Linked DNA regions of Homo sapiens: region 1 is linked to region 2. Evidence: chromatin loops called from intact Hi-C (ENCODE). Cell type or tissue: tibial artery. All regions are shown on one strand. Links, peaks and the distances in the headings refer to the core of each region. The heading gives the core; the rest is flanking DNA.

Region 1 (11,776 bases), core at 2,456-10,455, 68 kb after region 2:
TGAGACGGAGTCTCGCTCTGTCGCCCAGGCTGGAGTGCAGTGGCGGGACCTCGGCTCACTGCAAGCTCCGCCTCCCGGGTTCACGCCATTCTCCTGCCTCAGCCTCCCAAGTAGCTGGGACTACAGGCGCCCGCCACTATGCCCGGCTAATTTTTTGTATTTTTAGTAGAGACGGGGTTTCACCGTTTTAGCCGGGATGGTCTCGATCTCCTGACCTCGTGATCCGCCCGCCTCGGCCTCCCAAAGTGCTGGGATTACAGGCGTGAGCCACCGCGCCCGGCCTTGCCTCACTCTTAACAGCTTGCTGTAGGTATTACTGTTTTTGATAGACTTGGCCCTTGGGTTTCATGCTAGAGTTATGAGTGGACTGCAAGGCACAATTACAGTATTAGAGTATTCTGGGCTTCCTTTTATACTTCATTTTACCAGTGGGTGTTGTGCCTTCAATTTTTGTGTGTGTGCCAATTGGTGTTTAGTTCATGTTGAATAACTCCTTGTAGCATTTCTTGTCCGCTGGATCTGATGGTGATGAATGCTGTCAACTTTTGTTTGTCCGGGAAAGACAGTTTCCTCTTCCTATTTGAAGGGTAGCTTTGCTGTATAATATTTTTGGATGGCAGCTTTTTTTTTTCTTTCAGCACTTTGAAAATGTTGCCCCACTTCCTCTTGGTCTGTACAGTTTTTGTTGAAAAGTCTGTTGTGAGATAATTTGGAGCGCCCTTGAGTGTTATTTGCCTCTTTTCTCTTGCAGGATACTTCTTACATAAATAAGAATAGTGACTGGTCTGCAGAAATCTTAGATTTAAAAACCTCTTGAATCTAGGAAACCAAATCAAGGCAGATTTCAGACTTTGTCTGCAGTACCCAAAAACAATTTAAATATAATATCACGGTCAAAACCTTGGTAATACAATCAATGTTTTAAATTCTATCCTGTTACAAAGAAAGCAGATTCTTATTGAACTTATGCAAACAACTCTATTGCCATAAAATAAAAATACACATGAAGAGCTTCAAATTTTAGGCAGATCAAATAGGGATCACATTTCCACCTCTGTTCATAAAAGTATATATTACCAAATTGCTGTAAACTTTAGGTAGCTTAATAGAGAACGTTTTCTGAAATCTGGAAAACAAATCTTTTAGGTTAAATAACCAAAACTGTATCCAAAAAGTCATTAAAATATGATCTTCATAAGTTATTAAGTCTCCCGTAATTATTTTTTGTTGTATTTGATCTCAATTAGCAGTTTCATGAAGCCATTAGTTCCCTTATTAGAGTTCCGAAAATTTTTACTTAGTCTATTGTTTTTAAGGTTATCAGAAACCTGTCTTCAGGAGTATTTGTCAGAGTCTTCTCCATGAATCCGATTGCAAATGCCATTAGAGAAGAATTACAACAGTGGATGGCAAAGACTTAGACTAGCTACAATTAAGAATCTAGGCTGGGCACGGTGGCTCATGCCTGTAATCCCAGAACTCTGGGAGGCCGAGGCGGGCGGATCACCTGAGGTCGGGAGTGGGACACCAGCCTGACCAACATGGAGAAACCCCCTCTCTACTAAAAATACAAAATTAGCCGAGTGTGCTGGCACATGCCTGTAATCCCAGCTACTCGGGAGGCTGAGGCAGAATCACGTGAACACGGGAGGCAGAGGTTGCCGTGAGCCGAGATAGCGCCATTGCACTCCAGCCTGGGCAACACAAGCGAAACTCTGTCTCAAAAAAAAAAAAAAAAAAAAAAAAAAGAATCTGATGATATTTAGCCATCGATGAGGAAATTTAGTTATCTCTATTTCATGCATCATGGATTCACTAGAATCATGAATTATAAGTTGACGCCAAGACCATTAGACTTCTATAAATTTTACATAAATTTTGGAACACTCACATCAATAATAAATTATTCACTTGACCAGAGTGACAATTAAAATATTTAAAAAATAAATACAGAAAATTACATGGATGTTAAATTTTTAAAAATACCCTTAACTTTATTTAAAGCTCAACATTGCTGAGTAATTAAAGCATAATGACGATAACAGGAAGTGCACAGGAAATCATCTTGATGAAACATAACATGTTTGTTCTCTAGGCCAGTTACCAAAAGGTAAAGAAAAACTTCCTGCAATGTGATTGCTTCTCCCTATGGGAAGCCTGTTCAGATAACCTGGAATTTGAACCTGAAGAAAAGGTACTTAAATTCAATTAGATACTGGAAGAGTGTGTGTCCAAAGTTATAAGCATACACCCTATTACAGAATAAGTAAACAAAACAACTAGTACCTTGGGCAGGGGAGCATGTGGCTTTTAGAAAAAGTAAAATTATGTGAAATTTTCTGGTTACATGGAAAAAACTCAGACACATCAAGAAAAACCAAGAACATAGAATCAAGTTACACTGGAGGAAGATAAATATTTTCAGTGTCAGGTCAATAGCAGAGTCAGAACTGAAAAAAAAAAAAATGCTGTAGAAGCAGATGAAAAGTTGAGAGAGAGAGTTATTTATTTCAGCCAAGCAAAAAGTTGTACCCCCTCAAGAAGAAAAGGAGGAAGAGCTGAAGGCAATGATGCATGAGATGTAGCAAAAGTTGTACTTCTGAAATATGAATCTGAAAAGCTTCAAAATCCCTCTATTTTGAGAAATGAAATTACTATTTAAATGGAGAAGATCACATTTTAAATCTGGAATTAAGTAGATTAAATGTAAACTGTAAAACAGGAAAAAACCTTGCAATGCAGACGATGGTTGAAAATGGATAGAAACAGATTTCAGAACTAAAAATCAAATCCTATTGTAATTTTTATTAAGAGCAGGTCAACATTTCAAGAAAACCCCGTTGCTCCACACATAATAGACCAGATTCTGAATTACATCAGTGCACCCCTGACATCAATGCTCAATTCTTAGGAAAACTTATAAACAATTTCCTCTCAATGCCAGCCAACCCCATCACACAAAAATTCTTTCCCAAGACCCATCCTTCAGAAACCCTCCACGTTGCTGGGCGCAGTGGCTCACACCTGTAATCCCAAGACTTTGGGAGGCTGAGGTGTGTGGATCACTTGAGGTCAGAAGTTTTGAGACCAGACTGGCCAACATGGTGAAACCCTGTCTCTTACCAAAACCTCAAAAATTAGCCAGGCGTGGTGGCACATGCCTGTAATCCCAGCTACTTGGGAGGCTGAGGCACAAGAATTGCTTGAATCTAGGAGGCGGAGGCTGCAGTGAGCCAAGATCGCGCCACTGCACTCCAACCTGGGTGACAGAGCGATATTCCATCTCAAAAAAAAAAAAAAAAAGAAGAAGAAAGAAGAAAGAAAGAAAGAAAAAAAGAAAGAAAGAAAGAAAGAAAGAAAGAAAGAAAGAAAGAAAGAAACCCTCCATGTCTTGCTCAGGCTTTCCATTATTTTTAAAAACCCCAGACTTTTTCCTACCTTTCTCCTTTTTTATATTGGAACAACCAATCATTCTATTCTGGTACAAAAATTGACTTTCTATTTTCTGTTATAATTGAGACCACACAGGATACTTTCTCAGACAAAAATACTTTTAGTATACATTTTGTATTCATAATTACATGTACTAATTAGAACTTTTAATTCTTAGGAACACTAAATTTTAATAAAAACTTAGTAATTTTGAGCTGTTAAATATTAACATTTTATGAATGTATTTCATAATAGCTGGAAAATATTGTAGGAAACAATTTTTAATGTGGAACTGACATGTAATTGATTGACCTATTTTTCCTGACAAATTACTTGATCTTAGTGCTTCTCTCCCTCTTTAACCCAATAGTGCTCGTTCATCTATTTTGGCAGAAAAAAATATATGAATAACATATAGACAGGAAAAAGTATAAACATAAAGACAAACAAAAACAAAGACTTTATAGTTTTTAAAAATTTATTTTGTTCTTACATTATATTTGTACATATTTATGGGATATGTGTGAAATGCTGTTACATGCATAGATTGTGTAATGATCAAATCGGAATATTCAGAGTATCCATCACCTGAGTATTTATCATTTCTATGGGCTGGGAACATTTCAAGTCTTCTCTAGCTATTTTGAAATATACAAGAGTGTTGTTAACGATAGCCACTATACTCTGCTATGAAACCTTAGAACTTATTCCTTCTGTCTAACGGTGTGGTTGTTCCCATTAACCAACCTCTCTTCATCCCCCACGCCGACACACACCCTTTCCAGTCTCATGTCTATCATTTCACTCTCTACCTCCTTGTGAACAACTTTTTTAGCTCCCACATATGAGTGAGAACATGGGATATTTGTCTTTCTGTCTGGCTTATTTCAATTAACAGAATGACCTCCAGTTCCATTCTCTCTTTGTCTCAAAGAGACAAAGTTTCTTTGTAATACGTCATATGTCATATATAGCATATGACAGTTTGACTATCATATGCTATATAGATGATCTTTGTGGCTTATACCTATATGGAAATCTCTAAGCCTCCTGTATTTCAATGTCTAATTCTCTTGCTAGACTTGGAAAGTTTTCAGCTATTATTTTGTTAGTGTTTTTATGCCTTTGACCTTCTCATTTTCTAGAATACTCAAAATTTGAAATACTTAGTCTCTTTATGGTGTCCTATATGTCACATAGGTTTTGTTCATTCTTATTTTTTTTTTCTCTCTCTCTCTCTTATCTGGGTTATTTCAAAAGACTTCTGCTTGGTCTAGTCTATTGCTGTGCCTCTCAAGTGTATTTTTTATTTTGTGTATTGAATTCTTCAGTTCCAGAACTTTGCTTTAGTTCTTTTTTATAAAATCTATCTCTTTGATGAATTTCTCATTCACAGTTTGAACTGTTTTTCTGATTTTTTTTTGTTGTTTATCTGCATTCTCTTTTACCTCACTGAAATTTCTTAATATGATAATTTTGAAATCTTTTTCTGGCATTTCATGAATTTATTTTTATTGGAATTTGCTGTTGGAGAATTATTCTGATCCTTTGTCAAATTGCCTTGGTTGTTCACGTTTCTGGTGTCTTTATGTAGATATCCATGCAGCTGGTGTAACAATCACTCCTTTCAATTTTTCATTGACTTTCGTAGAGGAAGACTTTTTCCTGAAGATGTTTCTATGATGATAACTGGGAAGGATACTTTAGCTTTGCACAGACCATGGTGAGGCTTTCCTAGGAATAAGAACGGCAGCTGGGCCAGCCTTAGGCCTCTGTGGTAGCAGCAGCGAGCCATGCATGCTTTCCTTGGGCCCTTAAGAGGCATATGCAGGCACCAATGTTAGTGAGTCCAGGTGGACCAATTCTCAGGCCTTCAGGCAGCTTGCTCAGATGCCGGCAGTGGCAGTGGTAAGCCAGATGGGTAAGTAGAACTTTGAGCTTCCAGGCAGCTGTAAAATCAGTAACCTAAGATTGCACCTTATGGAACTGGGAAAAGAAGACCAAACTAATCTCATAGCTAGCAGAAGGGTGGAAATAAATATTAGAAGAGAGATAAATAGACAACAGAAAAACAGTAGAGGAAAACAATGAAATAAAAATGTCATTCTTTAAAAGATCAGCTAAACATTAATAAATCTCTAGCTAGACTGACTAAAAAATAAAAAATAAGAGAAACATGCAGATAACCCAAATCAGAAATGAAAATGGGAACATTCTACTTACTTTTAAAGATTATTAAGAATAAAGATAAATTTAGCAATTGAAGTAGAAAGTGGTTAAAAAGATCATAAAAGACTGTTATGAACAATTGTACAACAAGTTAGATAACCTGGATTAAATGAATAAATTTCTAGAAACACAACTAGCAAACGTGACTCAGAAGAAATACTAATTCTGAATAGACCTATTCTACTATGATCTGTTTCTACTCACAGCACTCCTGATACCAAGTATGTAGGGGTTTTTCCCACCAACAACAAACTCTCCAACTCTCCAGACACCAACTGCTTGTCCAATTATTCAGTTCAATTTGACATGACCTGCAATTAGGGCAGCTCCGTAGGTTAAGGATTCAGTTCCACAAGACTGCCCTGCACATCAGACACCAATCACAAGTCTAGGCCACCCATACTTCTGATTAACTGGCTATAAATCAAGGTGCCGTGAAATCCTATAATTTTATGTTGCCTTAGCATCCATTCTAAATATAAGCTAGATTTTCCCACACCAGTAGTAGGGCTTAGTCACCCTTGACCCAGTTTCCAGTTCTCTGCCTCCTCACAGGTCCTCAGTGTGGTCAATCCAGACATTTGCTTTATATAATTGCCTGCTGGTCACCACCCCTCTATAGAGGAGCTACATACAACCTACTTGCCTCACCCACTGACCCCTCCCCCAACAACTTCTGCACTGGGCATGGACTGCGCAGGTATGCCACAGTGACCACCTCTTGGTCACCGCATGACCCCATGGAACTCATGCCGCCTTGCTTTAAATCCACCAGTTGGCCTAGGCGCCGTGGCTCATGCCTGTAATCCCAGCACTTTGGAAGGCTGAGGTGGGTGGATCACCTGAGGTCAGGAGTTTGAGACCAGCCTGGCCAACATGGTGAAACCCCGTCTCTACTAAAAAGACAAAAATTAGCCGGGCGTGGTGGCACGCACTTGTATTCCCAGCTACTCAGGAGGCTGAGGCAGGAGAATCGCTTGAACCTGGGAGGCGGAGGTTGCAGTGAGCCGAGATCGTGCCATTGCACTCCAGCCTGGGCGACGAGAAAAAAACTTCGTCTCAAATAAATAAATAATAAATCCACCAATTAGAATTCCCCTCCAAAATCTGCTTGGGTAATTTCCCAGTCCCTAGTTAAGGCTTTAGGGCCACATATCCTCCCTCTCTGTCACTCCCCACCCACTGGTTGCACATGCCTGTCTTGAATGGCTTCCCACTTCCCACTGGCCCTGCAATGTGTGCTGCTGTCTTCTCTCGGATCTGTAAGTAATAGATGGCTTCTGATGTTTCATACGTATGATTGTGCTGCCTTCTCTGTGTCTTACCTGGCCAACACACTCGAGCCTCGCTTTTTTCATGGTTAGAGCTTTCCTAGAGAGTGGTTATCAAGAGTTATCTTGTCTGACACCAATCAGACAAGAGCCACAAGGGCATCTGCCAGTATAAACAAGTTTCCTGTGAGCGGAACACCTGGCCACAGGTCACACACTTAGGCATTAGGCAGTCTGCCAGGATAAAGCAGTATCCCATGAAAGGCACACTGTAAACATCCACAATCATCTTCCCTAGAGCCCCATCAGGGCAGGCCTAGAATTTAAGCCACTTTTCAGAGAGAGATCTGAAGACCAAATTAGAAAGAATTTTTACAACATGAGCATTCTCACAACTCCCTCCTTGGGTTCAATAATTTGCTAGAATGGCTCACACATCTCAGGGAATACAGTATACTTATTACCAGCTTATGTTGAAGGATATTATAAAGCAGGGGTCCCCAGCCCCCAGGCTGTGGACCAGTACCAGTCTATGGCCTGTTAGGAACTGGGCTGCACAACAGGAGGTGAGCATCGGGGGAGTGAGCATTACTGCCTGAGCACTGCCTTCAGATGAGTGGCAACATGAGATTCTCATAGAAGCATTAACCCTATTGTGAACTGCACATGCGGGGGATCTAGGGTGCCCATTCCTTAGGAGAATCTAATGCCTGATGATCTGAGGTAGAACAGTTTCATCCTGAAACCATCCCCCTTCTGCCATCCATGGAAAAACTGTCTTCCATGAAACCAGTCCCTGGAGCCAGAATGACTGGGGACCACTTTTATAAAGCATACAAATTTATAGCCAGATGAAGAAGTACGTAGGGTGGGGTCCAAAAGGGTCAGAAGTGCAGGACCTTCTGTTCCATGGAGTTGGATTGCACCACCCTCCTTGCAAATAGGTGCATTCATCAACCCAGAGGCTCCCTGGACCTTGTTTCAGGTTTCCATGAAGGTTCCCTTATGTAGGCATGACTGACTAAGTCACTGGCCATTGGTGATTAACTCAAACTTTTTTGGCCCTTCTTCCTTCCCTGGAGAGGAAAAAGGGGTGTACAGCTGAAAGTTCCAACCCTTTAATCACATGGTTGGTTCCTCTGGCAAGGGGCCCACCAAGAGTCATCTCAACAAAAACTCAGATATGGTTGAGGCTTAATATAATAACAAAAGACTTACTCCTATCACTCAAGAAGTTTCAACGGTTTTACAGTCTCTCTGCCAGGAACCTGGGACCTAGATCAAACATATATTTTTTATTTTATATCACAATCTATAACAAGAAAAGAGAGGGAATAATTTTAAAACTACTCACAAAGAAAAGGGCAGGATCAGATATCTTCCTTGATGATGTCTATCAAACATTTAAAGAAGAGTTAACACCAATCTTTCCCCAACTCTCCCAAAAAGTAGAAGGGGGAAACATTTCTTAATTTATCCTATGAAGCCAGCATTACCTTTTTTATCAAAGCCAGACAATGAAATAACAAGAAAGGCAAACCACGGGCCAATAGCCCTCACGCATACAGGTGCAAAAATCCTCAGCAGCATACAAGCAAATCCTATGCAGTGGCTTACCAAAAGGATTATACACCATGAACAAGTGAGATTTATCCCAGGAAAACAGGAATGCTTCAACATATGAAAATGAATTATAATGCACCACATTAATAAGATGAAGCAAACCACATGGTCATTTCAGTTGATGCAGAAAAAGCATTTTACAATATTTTACAGCCTTTCATGATTAAAAAAACACTCAACAAACTGGGAATATAAGAGACTTCTTCAACATGATAAAGAGCACTTATGAAAAACCCACACCTAGCATTATACTCAAGGGTGAAAGACTGAAAACTTACCCCCTAAGATCACAAGACAAGCCCAGTTTTGACAGTTCTATTCAACACTGTATTAGAAATTCTAGCCAAAGAAATTAGACAAGAAAAAAATTTCAAATTTGAAAAAAGATGAAATCTATCTTTATTAGCAGATGGATATAGAAAATCCTAAAGAATCCACACACAACAAACTATTAAAGCTAAAGAATAAATTCAGCAAAGTTGCTGATACAAGATGGGCACACAAAAATCAGTTGTATTTCTGTGCTAGCAATGAACAATCTAAAGAGGAAATTAAGAAAACAACTTTATAATAGCATAAAAATTATAAAGTACATAATAATAAACTTAACCAAGAAAATTGCAAGACTTATACATAGAAAACTACAAAACATTGCCTTGACCTCCCTCAGTTACCTTGTGATTCTGTGTGTTGTGTTGGGACAAATGGGGAGGTGACAGAGAGAGGCCAATATTGTGTAACCATGTAACCAGCACTGACATTTCCTCAAGAATATTCCCCCAAAGATAAGCCTTTGAACTGCATAGTTGCTGTGGGTGGTGTCTGCACATTCTTTATTGGGATAATGTGTGCTCTTAAGCCAGGGACCCCAATACCCCTCTTTAGTTGTGCCCAGAGACCCATCCCTAGGAAACCCTCCTCCAGTGAAAACTACCAGTTTCCTGAGTCTTAGCCCCTCACTCTTTACCTTCTTTCTGGAGTCACACAATCCTGGAAGCTCCATGGGGTCCAATTCACTCTTGAGAGCCCATAATGATTCCCCCATTCTGCTATGAAATCCCACAGCACATTGCAAGCCCTAATAACATATCTATTCATGTTGTAATGACATACATAAATTGACCCATGGACCCAATGATCCAGGAGCCCATATTTCCACTTACAACACCCTCTCCCAAAGTCATACACCTCTGTAATATCCTAATCAAAGAGATATTTCTATGATGGTAAAGTAATTTGAAAGTAATTTAGAAATTATAAAGAAAAATCGAATGAATTCAGGATCCAAGTTAAATTTGTGAATATAGGAATGGAATATAGGCTGCTGGGGAATAGCAATTTCTGGTGGGGAATTGAGACCGCAACACACCACAGTTGTTACCAGTGGAGGGTGTCCAGGTTCTTCGTGTCTTGAACAAAGAATTGGACAAAATGCATAAATTAAGGAAGGAATAAATGGATTTATTGAAAATGAAAGTACACTCCACAGTGTGGGAGCTGGCCCAAGCATAGGGTCTCAAGGGCCCCGTTACAGAATTTTCAGGAGTTAAATACCATCTAGAGGATTCCAGTGGTTACTTGGTGCATGCCCTATGTAAATAAAAAGGATGAAGTAAAGTTACAAAGTCATTTACTCGGTGTACGCCCTATGGAGGGGCTATTTCCTGTCATAGCTGAAGTGTGAAGTGGCCTTATGTTTCATGCCTCCAGATCCTATTTGCCTGCCTCACAGCTAACATATGTGATTCGGGACAGAAGAAACTCATAGTGTCACAGGACAGGAGTCTGTCATCTCCCGAGACCCAGGGGACTCCTGAAGACAACGACCTCGTGTGAAGGGGAGTTCTAGGGAGAGGCAGATGCTGACCCAGGGAGGACTTCAGGATAGGGACTTTCAGGGAAGCAGTAAGGCCTGCAGAATCCTAGGCCCAGGAAGAAGATGCAGCATTCAGGGCTGCACTTGAGAGGCCTAAAACGGTGAGGGAGGCAGAGCTCAAGAGCTTGACTCTATCTCCTGAGTCAGGGATTTATAGGGAATAAGGCAGGGGAGGGAAGACAGTGAAGGGACTGAAGTAGGAAAATGACTCAGCAGTGTGAAGAGGCTTAATTCTCCCTGTTGAAAACGAGATGCCCTACCGTCCTTTTTCTTAGAACATTTACTTTAGAAAACTTGTAAGCACTTCTCTCTTAGACATGCATTTGAATGCCTCCGAAAACTGGGTCGTTCTTTTGCCAGCTTTATGACCCAGTGATGTCTTTCTAAAGAACCTGGGAAACTTCTCTTTGAAATGTAAACATTAAGGAAAATAGCACCCCATCCCCTAGTTTCTGTGGGAGTGTAGGAGCCTCGCATCAGGCTCTTGGAGCCTTAATCCAAGCTGCAAAACGACTTCTTGTCATAAAGTGTATGAAGTTTGTGTTTCCTCTGGATAAAGCCAATTACCTATAACAGATGGTCACCCCAACTACCAGGTGAATCTAGGATGATCTATGTGTGACCAATGGGGCAGTCAAGTCCTCTTACTTGAGAACTAGCTATTATTTGCCTTGAAGACAAGTATGTTCTACTTGGCTACATAAAAGTGCGAGATTTCTTTGCGTCTTTGCAATGGCTTAGTGGCTTGCCTGTGACGCACATCACATTTGGGTTTAATGCTTTTTCAAACTATTTTCTTTCTCTACCATCTTTGCAGAGAGGTTTTCTACACTGGGAAAAGATTTTGTTTTTAATTGTGTCTCTCCAACAGCAGGCAGTGTCTACAGAGCTTCGAGGCACAAACGTCGTTTCAAGGACCTAGCCTGAGGACGACTTTAAGGGGATACAGATGCGCAGGGGAGCAACTGGATTCCCAGCGTCTCATAATGACGCCGGGACTCTCAAGAGAGGAATGGGTGTGCAGATTTTAAAGTCTAGAGGATCCCGGACATCGGTGCGGAACACTGTAGAATAGGAGTGCAAGTTTGAAAGAGGAAGACGGAAACCCTTCTCACTGACGCGTGACCTCTCCATCCGCTTCCGGGTCTGCGGGCAATCCCTCTCATGGCAGGGCGGGGTCGCAGCGTCCTGGACCAGCGCCTAGACCCTGGCTGGTCTCGCAATGGAGAGGGCTGGATCCGAGGTGGGAGCCGAGATAGGGGCGGGTCTGGGAAAGGGGCGGAGCCTGGCCTTCCTAGTTTCGCCCCGCCCCAGGAAGTTTCCCGGTCTGTGGGTTATTTTTCTG
Region 2 (11,776 bases), core at 1,512-9,511:
GCTGGTGAGGTTGTGGAGAAAAAGGAACACTTACACACCATTGGTGGAAGTGTAAATTAGTTCAACCATCCTGGAAGACAGTGTGGTGATTCCTCAAAGATCGAAAAACAGAATTACCATTCAACCCAGCAATCCCATCATGCGTGCATGAACATACACATACGTGCATATGTTCACTGCAGCACTAGTCACAATAGCGAAGACATGGAATCAACCTAAATGCCCACCAATGGTGGACTGAATAAAGAAAATGTGGTACACATACACCACGGAATACTATGTAGCCATAAAAAAAGAGATCATGTCCTCTGCAGGGACATGGACAGAGCTTGAGCCCACTATCTTTAGCAAACTAACACAGGAACAGAAAACTAAATGCTGCATGTTCTCACAAGTGGGAGCTAAATTATGAGAACACATGGACACATAGAGGGAAACAACACACACTGGAGCCTATCAGGGATGGAGGGTGGGAGGAGGGAGAGGATCAGGAAAAATAACTAATGGGTACGAGGTTTAATATCTGGATGATGAAATAATCTGTCCAACAAACTCCCATGACACAAGTTTAGCTATATAACAAACCTACCCCTGGACTAAAATTAAGAAAAATAATAAATTACAGACATTTTTATCTAAACACCCACTGCATGAGAATTCCCAAATGAACAGGAGAGTCTTCATGAGATGGATGCACTGTGAAGAATTTAAAGAACCTCCTGCTGTTAAGACAACTATGTTGATTTAATATTTTAAAACCAATTATGAAAAAAGACTACCTTCTCCATCCCCAATGTCTACTTCTGAACTTCCCATTCTATTTCAAATTAATATTTTAGAGCCAGAAACACACTGATTCAATTGTTTAGCTACAAATGTATTATAAACTCAAGCTAAGCAAGTTTCCCCCAACAGTCTTCTTTTTCAAAGTTTTCCAGGTATTTGTGCACATTAATATATCACTTCCATATGCAGCTTCTTTAATCCTGGTTTATAAAGAGATGAAAGGGTATCCAAATGAAGTCTCTAAACAGTCACTACCACCCAACCTCACTGACACCATGGAGCCTGCCCCCCATACCCAATCCATGCCTAGGCATAAAACCCTTTCCAGAACAATCATCTAAACGGAGCCTTTTCCAAAGTTCCGTGTTACCGGGTCACAGTGAGATGGAATCTATGTGGAGATGGAATTGAGGGAAAGCCCTGGGTGTGAATATACATATTAGTCAGGACACTTCAGAGTCAGATAAAATTAGCAAGTCCAAAATATGGCATTTCAGGAAGGAGAGGACAAAACAGTGAACCAAGAATATAACTTTTACCTGAGAAAGAGCCATTCCCTCCTCTTCTTTCTTTCCTCTTCCTCTGAGTTTCTTTCTCAGGTAAGTCAGTCTGTATGTCAAAAATATGTTGTTTAATGCTTAAAATCAACACACCCCCTGCCTCTACCACACACACACAGGAAGAGGCTTGATATAGAAAAAAGATGGTCCTTAGCTTCCAATTGCAACAAGAGTGAAAATAAACTCATGAAAAAAATTAACTCCTAAACAGAGACTAAGGAGTTATTCCACCTATGTCTTCAAAAAGTTCTCCCTTCTTGCTGAAACCCACACATTCTGCATCAATTGCATTGTCCTTTGTCCACCTGACACTCAGCCAAGAAAAACTGTTGTGTCCAAGTTCATGGCCAGTATCCAATGACTGTCAGTCAATGCAGGATATAAAAGCCTAAAATTGGAACAGGTGAAGAGCCACCATAGCTCCACGAATCCCTGCTGTAGCCATACTAAGTAGTTTAGACTTTTGTCCCACAGGCAGGGGGAAAGCATAAAAAGATATAACGCCAGGAGATGACATAATAAAACTTAAGACTTACTTCTGATGTAGAGATAGGGAGAAAGAATAAAAAGCTGAGAGAGAAGCAGCTCTCCTATCTCTAACCCTATGCCCCGACCCCTTTCCTAGTAGTTTCCATCATTTTTGGAGGTCTCAGAGTCATTTAAGACTAACTGTAACTGGGCACCCTCTCTCAAAAAATTGCCACATGCAGACACATGCTCAATCCTGAAAATCATTTCAGGGATCCCATCGGCTCAGATTCAGAATTTCTGGTATACCCATCATCTCCACGTTACAGGTGGGCACACTGAGCCTCAGAGAGAGGAGATATTTCACCAAGTTACCTGGAAAAGGTCTGAGTTGAGTGAGCAGAACTCAGTTGTAAATGAATGTTGAAATGGTGGCCTGGATAGGGCAGTAGCAAAGGTTTGTCCTTATTTCCAGATCACCATTCACATTCCTGAGTAGAAACTTCTATTTCATGGGTTTAATTGATCCCAAGGATTTAACTCTTTTCCAGAAAAATATTCAAAAATATGAAATTACAAATAGCTATTACTCTTGGAAAGCATGAAAGGGGGTCAGCTGTGGAGATTAGTGCTGAGTAATCTCTTCATTATGAACAGACGGGCTCTGTTGGAACAAAATTCCACACCAATCCAGGCCATTCTTCAACATCTTGCAGAGAAAGGACAAAGGGGACCTGGAGGAACATCTACTTAGTGGGAGGCTTTTAGATGACATAAGGGAGTAAAGAAACTGAATACAGCTGAGCCTTGAGCAACACCAGTAGTGATGGGGTGCTAATCGCACCCCACCTCCAGTCAAAAATCCAGGTATAACTTTTGATTTCCCAAAAACTTAACTACTGATAACCCATTGTTGACCAGAAGTCTACTGAAAACATAAACAGTTGATTAACACATATTTTGTATGTTACATGTATTATATACTGTATTCTTATAAAAAAGTAAGCTAGAGAAAAGATAATGTGATTAAGAAAATCATAAAGAAGGGAAAATATATTTACCATTCATTAAGAAGAAGTGGATCATCACAGTTCATCTTCCTCGCATCCTCCCCGAGGTCATATTGTGTGGGCTGCAGTGGAAAAGGAAGAGAAGAGGTTCATTTTGCTGTGTCAGGAGTGGCAGGGGTAGAAGAAAATCCCCTGTATAGTTGTACCTGCTTAGCTCAAACTGGTGTTGTTCAAGGTCAACTGTATTAAACTAACTGGTTAAACCAGATTTTAAGTGGTAAAAGATTATCAACACCTTAGAGTGAAACACTGTGAAATCAAGTACCAGACATAAAAGAATAGTTCCAATATATGATAAAAAGTAGAAAGCATTTAGGCCAGGCGCGGTGGCTCACGCCTGTAATCCCAGTGCTTTGAGAGGCGGAGACAGATCACCTGAGGTCAGGAGTTCGAGACCAGCCTGGCTAACAAGGTGAAAATCCCGTCTCTGCTAAAAATACAAATTCACCGGGCATGGTGGCGCATGCCTTTAATCCCAGCCACTCGGGAGGCTAAGGCAGGAGAATCGCTTGAACCCTGGAGGCGGAGGTTGCAGTGAGCCGAGATCAAGCCACTGCACTCCAGCCTGGGTGACAGAGTGAGACTCCGTCTCAAAAAAATAAATAAATAAATAAAAGAAAGCAAAAGAAAGCATTTAAACCTCATAAGCTGAACAATACATTTAAGAGAAAATACTTTGAAAATTTTTTTTAAATCCAATAAATTATGGAATTACATTTAAGACAAGTTGAATACACGTCAAATTTAGAAAATGACACAAGCCACACACAAAAAAGGAGGGAATAATATTGTTAATGTCTGTTTGCAAAAGCAGCATACGGTGTCACAGTTTCTTCCCATTTCTTGACTCTCCTCAAGATCAGAGAAAGGGAAGAGGGTGAGCTGGAATTAACTGAGCTAAGTCAGTTAACCCTCTGGCTGAATAAGGGTTGCTTCTGATGTAATAATTAGAAAACGCAGAAGCCTCACACCGTAGTTTTGCAATTTTCATGCTCTTCTGCACAAACAATGAAGCAAATTTTAAATTAATTATAGAGCCATACATCAGTACTTCACAACTTAATGTTCCATATTAAATCAATCCACACTCACATGGATTTGGGTGCCCCCCCCTTTCTCCACCATTATGTGATTTTTTTCCCCCTCTCTATAAATGTTTCTCTTCCACCTTCTGTTTCTTTCCTTTTCTTTTTCCCATTTCGGCGTTTTCCTGTCCCTTTCTGCTCATTTGGCTTCCCTTCCTCTCCTTCTCTGACAGAGTGTTTGGCCCCATCCTGGTAGCATCCTTTTTTTCAGTCCCTGCTATTGTTTCTGATGGCTCTCTAATTTCGCGCATTTCTCCCTCTTTATCCTCCATTTCTGCTTCCCCTCTGTTCTCCCTGGAGAAGGGCGAAGGGTGTGTATCCACCCCGAGTGAGGGCTTTACCAGGGGGAGGGAAGAGGGAGTCAGAGAAGAGTTTTAAGCAGAGAAACGACGCGGTGGGCGGTCGGTGTCCACACTGACCTAAAGCAAAAAGGTCGGGGCCAGTACCCACTTCAGAACGATTTTAATCCGAAATGGACGCAGATCTCTAGACCCTCTCGGAGCGACGGGACTGGGAACGTCTTAGGGCCACGCCGCGAGAGGAATGAGCAGGTTCGGGGTTTTAACCTACAGGGCGACCCCAAAACCCGACAGCGGAGCGTGGGAACCTGTGGCCCGCGAGGCGCAGGCTTGAACCCGAAAGACGGAGACTCACCCGAGAGCGCCAGTAGCCCCGCGAGATCCGCTTCCGGGTCGGCAGGAACCTGCGCGTACGCGAGTGCACTGGGGCGGCGCAAGGGGCAAGGGCAGGGGCAGGGCGCGGACAACTGTGGGGATGGGCGGGCAAATGGCGGGGATGGGCGGGGACAATGGCGGGATGGGCGGGGACAATGGCGGGATGGGCGGGGCCTAGGGGTCGGACTGCCGGACCTCTCCTCGGCGCGTCCCAGCGACTTTTTTAGGCCTGTTTGTCGCCCAGCAGTACTCGATTCTTCACTTTTGGATTCCCTTGAATCTCTATGGTGTCCTTTGGAGCCTAGCTAAGTAAAAAATTAGAGACCTGTGGGCCCCTTATATTGGAATCGGAGCTTAAGATGGGAAAGGTTTGCTTGAAAACGTTTCTGCGAGCGATGGAGGCGCGTCCTGCGACGAGGCGGGAGGAGCGCTGGGACCTGGTGGATGGGAGAGGGCGACGGTATAAGGAAGCTCTTGGATCCAGGAACTTCTGAAATCCGGACGATTAAAATTTGTATTTAATTAAGCGAAAGCTGGAGTTGTCTGCGTAGGTGATGGAAACTGGAATGAGATGCATTTTTGTGCCTGTGCGGAGTGTACAATTTTATATTGACTTTCACTGGAACGTAATTTTTATTTCCGCTCCCCAGTCACCCAGGAGGCAGAGATGCACCATGGGCTGAGTTCCAGAGAATTTATGGGGTCAGACCCTGGGCGGTGGGGGGTGGAAGGCTGAGGCTTGGCTTTAAAAGAACGCAAAGTTCTGCTTGTATCGATCTAAATTTATTTTCCTTTATTATCCTAATGCACATTTCTTGAGATAAATTACAAATCCAAGTGCTGGATTTATTGGAGTTGGTATGTTGTGTTTTGTCTAAGTTATTAATTACTAATATACTATCGTTATTATTATTTTTATTATTATTTTGAGATGGAGTCTCTGTTTCCCAGGCTGGATTGTAATGGCGCGATCTCGGCTCACGGCAACCTACGCCTCCTGGGTCAAGCGATTTTCCTGCCTCAGCCTCCCGAGTACCTGGGACTACAGGCGTGTGCCACCATGCCTGGCTAATTTTTGCATTTTTAGTAGAGACGGGGTTTCACCACGTTAGCCAGGTTGGTCTGGGACCCCTGAGCTCATGTGATCCGCCCACCTGGGCCTCATGAAGTGCTGGGGTTATAGGCGTGAGCCACCGCTCCTGGCCTTTAGTCTGTAAAGTCTTTATTCTCAGTTATTTGGAAGAGTATTTTTAACATAATATGTGCTTGGCAATTCTCCTGGCCAACTGAATTGATTTCTCTTGGGCCCAGAGAGGAAACTTATTGACTGGAGGCTCCCCAAGAGAAGATGAGCCCATATGGGGGTATCTGAGTAAACCAAGGTCTATCCACTGTCTCTTTGGGTCTCTGTTTTCGTAACTGGGAATTACATCTGATAACAGGTGAAGGGTGAAAAAAAAATGAGAGTGCATTTTAGCATAAAAATACATATATGTTATTTACATATAAACATACACATATAAAAATTCTATTTATTTTACATATAAAAATACATATATGTATTTAAATTTTTTTTTTTTGAGACGGAGTCTCACCCGTACAGACGGGGTTTCACCGTATTAGCTACGATGTCTCGATCTTTTGACCTTGTGACCCACCCATCTTGGCCTCCCAAAGTGCTGGGATTACAGGTGTGAGCCACAGCGCCCAGCCTCTTTCTCTTTTCAATGTATTAAATGCACAAGATTCCATACTTTCAAATTCCATTTTGCAGAATTATTATATTTTCATAGGTTTCCCAAATCAAATATTAATTCAAGTTTCAGTTAGTTGTTTTAAAATAATAAATATATAGTTACATAATCTTTAAAATGATTCGTTTTCTAGCCTAAAATGCTTTATCACCTTTTATGTTTCATGTCTCATATTTTAGTGCACACTCTACCTAATGTTGTACATTAATTTCCGTGATGGGTGCCGTAGTATTTTTAGTCTTTGCAGACAGTGAAATGAGTGTTTCTGCTGGTATCTTAACATCTACTCACATTAAATACATTGGGTCATATGAAATTATTTAGTGCCTATTATAACTTATCAAGACCTATGAATATTCACTCATAAGTTATATTGATATGTAGAATAAATACTTTGACAAAAATAGGAAATTATCAAACCAAATTTATAAAGTGAACATGACAAATATTTATACATATGTAGGTGTGCGTGTATGTATGTGTGTGTGTATATGTATATATATGTGTGTATAGATATATAAAGGACACAACTAGGCAACTATTATAGCGTAGTAGTGAACACCAATGTTACTGCAACCAGGCTACTCACGTTCAAATCTTCACTCTTCTGGTATTTAAATGAGTCACCTAATCTCCTTGTGCTTAAACTCTTTTAGAGTTGGTGAAAGGAGAATAATATGAATTCCTACCTCATGGAGTTGTGAATATTAAATGTCAGAATAGGTACAGCATTTATAAAAGTCACTCATACATTGTAGGTGCTGTAAAAAGAAATACACGAAATGGGAAATTTGTTAACAATATATCTCTCTATATATTTCACTTTTAATATTCAGGGGGAAGAAATCGTCATAAGTGAAAGGTTATTTTCCATGAAAATGTGGCCCACAACTCGTGTTGCCATGCAGAACCTTCTGCTTACTCAATATTGAGTGCTGGAAAATGACAGAATGGCCTCTGTGGACCTGAAAATTGGAATGATCTTCCTATTTGTGGGCAGCAAGCCACCCAGCTGCCGAGGCAAGAGACCGAGGGCACGAGCTGTTCCAGCATAATAAAATATATAAAACAACAAGAGTTATATTAGATCTAGATCATAGACATGATTATATATGAATATCATTAATCATTAGTTGGTAGCAATTACTCTTATTCCAATATTATAATAATCCTCGCTCTATAATCATAACCTAGGAAAAGCCAGGCCATACAGAGATAGGAGCTGAGGAGACATAGTGAAAAGTGACCAGAAGACAAGAGCGCGAGCCTTCTGTTACGCCCAGACAGGGCCACCAGAGGGCTCCTTGGTCTAGGGGTAACGCCAGCGTGTGGGAAGACGCCCGTTGCCAAGTGGACCGTGGTCTAGCGGTAGCGTTAGTGTCAGGGAAAAACACCCGCTATTTAGCAGACCGGGAAAGGGAGTCTCCCTTTCCCTGGGGGAGTTTAGAGAAGACTCTACTCCTCCACCTCTTGTGGAGGGCCTGACTCAGTACCACCTGCAGTTATCCAGAGGCCTGTCTCCCTGTGATGCTGTGCTTCAGTGGTCACGCTCCTGGTCTGCCTTCATGTTCCATCTTGTACACCTGGCTCTGCCTTCTAGATAGCAGTAGTAAAATTAGTGAAAGTACTAAAAGTCTCTGATATGCAAAAATAATGGCATAAGCTGTCTCTCTCTCTCCCTCTCTCTCTCTCTGCCTTGGCTGCCAGGCAGGGAAGGGCCCCCTGTCCAGTGGACACGTGACCCACGTGACCTTACCTATCATTGGAGATGACTCACACTCTTTACCCTACCCCTTTTGCTTTGTATCCAATAAATATCAGCGCAGCCTGGCATTTGGGGCCACTACCAGTCTCCTGCTTTGTATCCAATAAATATCAGTGCAGCCTGGCATTCGGGGCCACTACCGGTCTCCGCGTCTTGGTGGTAGTGGTCCCCCAGACACAGCTGTCTTTTCTTTCATCTCTTTGTCTTGTGTCTTTATTTCTACACTCTCTTGTCTCTGCACACGGAGAGAAACCCACCAAACCTGTGGGGCTGGACCCTACACTATTCCAGGTAGTTGTTGGAATCCTGGGGAATTTTTCACTCTTATATTATTATATGTTCCTTTACTTTAGGGGATACAAGCCAAGATCCACAGATTTGATTCTCAGGCACCTGACTGTAGCTGACTCCTTGGTTATCCTATCTAAAAGAATCCCAGAGACCATGGCAACTTTTGGGTTGAAACATTTTGACAATTATTTTGGATGCAAATTTCTTTTGTATGCACACAGGGTAGGCAGGGGTGTGTCCATTGGAAGCACCTGCCTCTTGAGTGTCTTCCAGGTGATCACCATCAACCCTAGGAACTCCAGGTGGGCAGAGATGAAAGTAAAAGCCCCGACATACATTGGTCTCTCCAATATCCTGTGCTGGGCCTTCCACATGCTGGTAAATGCCATTTTTCCTATTTATACAACTGGCAAATGGAGCAACAACAACATCACAAAGAAAGGAGATTTGGGATATTGTTCTGCCCCACTTAGTGATGAAGTCACAAAGTCAGTATATGCAGCATTGACATCCTTCCATGATGTTTTGTGTCTGGGGCTCATGCTCTGGGCCAGCAGCTCCATCGTTTTGGTCTTGTACAGGCACAAACAGCAGGTACAACACATCTGTAGGAACAATCTCTACCCCAACTCTTCTCCTGGGAACAGAGCCATCCAAAGCATCCTTGCATTGGTGAGCACCTTTGCATTATGTTACGCCCTTTCCTTCATCACCTACGTTTATTTAGCTCTCTTCGATAATTCCAGTTGGTGGCTAGTGAACACTGCTGCACTAATCATTGCCTGTTTTCCAACTATTAGCCCTTTTGTTCTCATGTGCCGTGACCCCAGCAGATCCAGGCTCTGCAGTATCTGCTGCAGAAGAAATAGACGATTCTTTCATGATTTCAGGAAAATGTGAATTGGCTGTCTTGGTTTATGTTCGGCCACTGATGCACTCAGACCTCAAGGGATCTTAAGAATGATTATCAGCCAATTTCACTGCAGAGAGAGGGGTGAATAAGACAGAGACTTATCCAATGTGAAATACTAAATAATAATAGCCATAGTAAATGAAATCTTATGTAATTAACATGTGAGTACTTATATAGTTGTATTTTTTATTAATGATTGCAGTGAAGAACTTCAGATTCCATAAAATAGTCCTGAAATAATGTATAGATACTGAAAGCATCTTTAAATGTGTGATGTCCAATCTGAGATATTAAATTTTCCTAAGACGTACTAGAGCTTGGAATTGTATAAATGGGCATAGCAGTTGCCTAAATGGGCATAGCATGTGGGTGGTTGTTATGGTTTGGATATTTGACCTCTTGAAATCTCATTTTGAAATTGTGCCTTACATCCCATAAAAAAACTGTGGACATTTGAAATATGATAATGTTTATTGAGAAAGATTAGTATATTAAAATATTTCCAGGTAAACATTTGAAGAATGATCCATAAGAGACAAAAAGGAATATAGGGAGCTGTGTCAGCTCACTTTTACAAAGGGTGCAGATGGGGCCAGGCATGGTGGCTCACACCTGTAATCCCAGCACTTTGGGAGGCTCAGGTGGGCGGATCACCTGAAGTCAGGAGTTCAAGACCAGCCTGGCCAACATGGCAAAACCCTGTCTGTACTAAAATACAAAATTTAGCCTGGCATGATGGCGGGCACCTGTAAACCCAGCTATTCGCAAGGCTAAGGCAGGAGAATCACTTGAACCCAGGAGGTGGAGGTTGCAGTGAGCCAAGATCGTACCACTGCACCCCAGCCTGGGTGACAGAGTGAGACTGTCTCAAAAACAAACAAAGGGTGCACATAGGAGACAACAAGTAAATAGAGATTTGGCAGGTGGGAAAGAAATTGAATGGATTTTTGAGATATTCAAAAGGTAGATTGTTCTGGGTAAGCCTTGATAGAGCTGGCTATAGTGGCAAGAAGTAGGTTTCAGGATGGACTTTTTCATTTCCAACTTGAGACAAGTTTTTGGAATAAACTTCCTCAGCCTTGGAGCAGCAGATGAATACAATTTGGAGCCAAAATACATGAATTTGTTTTGTTTAATGCAGAACTTTTTTTTTTTTTTTTTTTTTTTTTGAGACAGAGTCTCCCTGTTACCCAGGCTGGAGTGTAGTGGCACGATCTCAGCTCGCTGAGGCAGGCAACCTTTGCTTCCTGGGTTCAAGTGATTCTCTTGCCTCAGCCTCCCGAATAGCTGGGATTATAGGTGCGCACCACCATGCCTGGCTAATTTTTGTATTTTTAGTAGAGACAGGGTTTCACCATGTTGGCCAGGCTGCTCTCAAACCCCTGACCTCAAGTGATCCGCCCGCCAAGGCCTCCCAAAGTGCTGGGATTACAGGTGTGAGCCACTGTGTCTGGCCTAATGCAGAGTTTTATATTGATTTTGAAGTCACCAAGAAAGCAAAATGAACACCTTCAAAAGAAATAAAAAGGATAAGGCCGGGCGCGGTGGCTCACACCTGTAATCCCAGCACTTTGGGAGGCCAAGCGGGTGGAGCACAAGGTCAGGAGATTGAGACCATCCTGGCTAACACGGTGAAACCCACTCTCTACTAAAAATACAAAAAATTAGCCAGGCATGGTGGCAGGCGCCTGTAGTCCCAGCTAGTGGGGAGGCTGAGACAGGAGAATGGCGTGAACCCGGGAGGCGGAGCTTGCAGTGAGTGGAGATCGCGCCACTGCACTCCAGCCTGGGCAACACAGCGAGACTCCCTCTCAAAAAATAATAAAAAGGATATTAATTCAAACATAGGAAATATTTTAATATGATCCTCTGTAAATTATAAACGGTTATAATTTTTTAAATTAAACATTTTATTGTAGAATAATTGTAGATCTGAAGAAAATTTGCAAGTATAACACAGAGAGTTCTGAAATATCCGTCACCCAGTGTCCCTCATGTAAACATGTTGCCATGAAACATTTGTCAAGACTAGGAAATGAACGTTGGTTCATTCCTCTTAACTGACTTTATTTATATTTCACCGGTTTTAACACAGTCTTTCTTCTCTTTCAGGGTCCAGTCCAGGACATCACATTACGTTTAGTCATCTTGCCTCCCCAGCCCGTTTTGCTCTGTGTTTTTGTTTTTCATGATCTTGACAACTTTGAAGAGCATTGTTTTACTTTTAGAATGTCGCTAAAATTGAATTTGTCTGTTGTTTATCTCATGGATAGACTAGTTTTATGGGTTTTGGGGAAGAAAACCACACTTGTCACATCATATACTGTCAGAAGTCTAAGGAAATTTGGATGAGTTATCTCTGGTGATGTTAATCTTGATCAGTTAGTTAAGATAGTGTTTGTCAAGTTTC

What was found. Peaks named below come from ENCODE experiments on the same cell type or tissue, not always from the same donor. Only the 100,000 strongest peaks of a DNase experiment are listed, where the experiment ranks them.
Region 1: it touches region 2 in a loop (2.0-fold over the local background); 24 of 110 quality-filtered maps call a loop at or near these places.

The regions. Positions count from the first base shown.
Region 1 is chr19:53,317,570-53,329,345 of GRCh38, forward strand. No RefSeq gene overlaps it. Among named protein-coding and RNA genes, the nearest start is that of ZNF845, 10 kb to the right of the region's middle. In tibial artery, for the core only: no CTCF peak of the experiment used is centred there; no DNase peak of the experiment used is centred there; H3K27me3 peaks cover 437 bases.
Region 2 is chr19:53,250,211-53,261,986 of GRCh38, forward strand. It overlaps ZNF677 (zinc finger protein 677), which reads right to left and starts at 4,663. Exons shown (of 5, transcript NM_182609.4): 1 at 4,624-4,663; 2 at 2,876-2,946; 3 at 1,326-1,395. The coding sequence starts at 1,340. It overlaps VN1R2 (vomeronasal 1 receptor 2), which reads left to right and starts at 8,082. Exons shown (of 1, transcript NM_173856.2): 1 at 8,082-9,392. The coding sequence starts at 8,166. The coding sequence ends at 9,353. In tibial artery, for the core only: no CTCF peak of the experiment used is centred there; a DNase peak (open chromatin) is centred at 4,651; H3K4me3 peaks cover 2,186 bases; H3K27ac peaks cover 1,787 bases.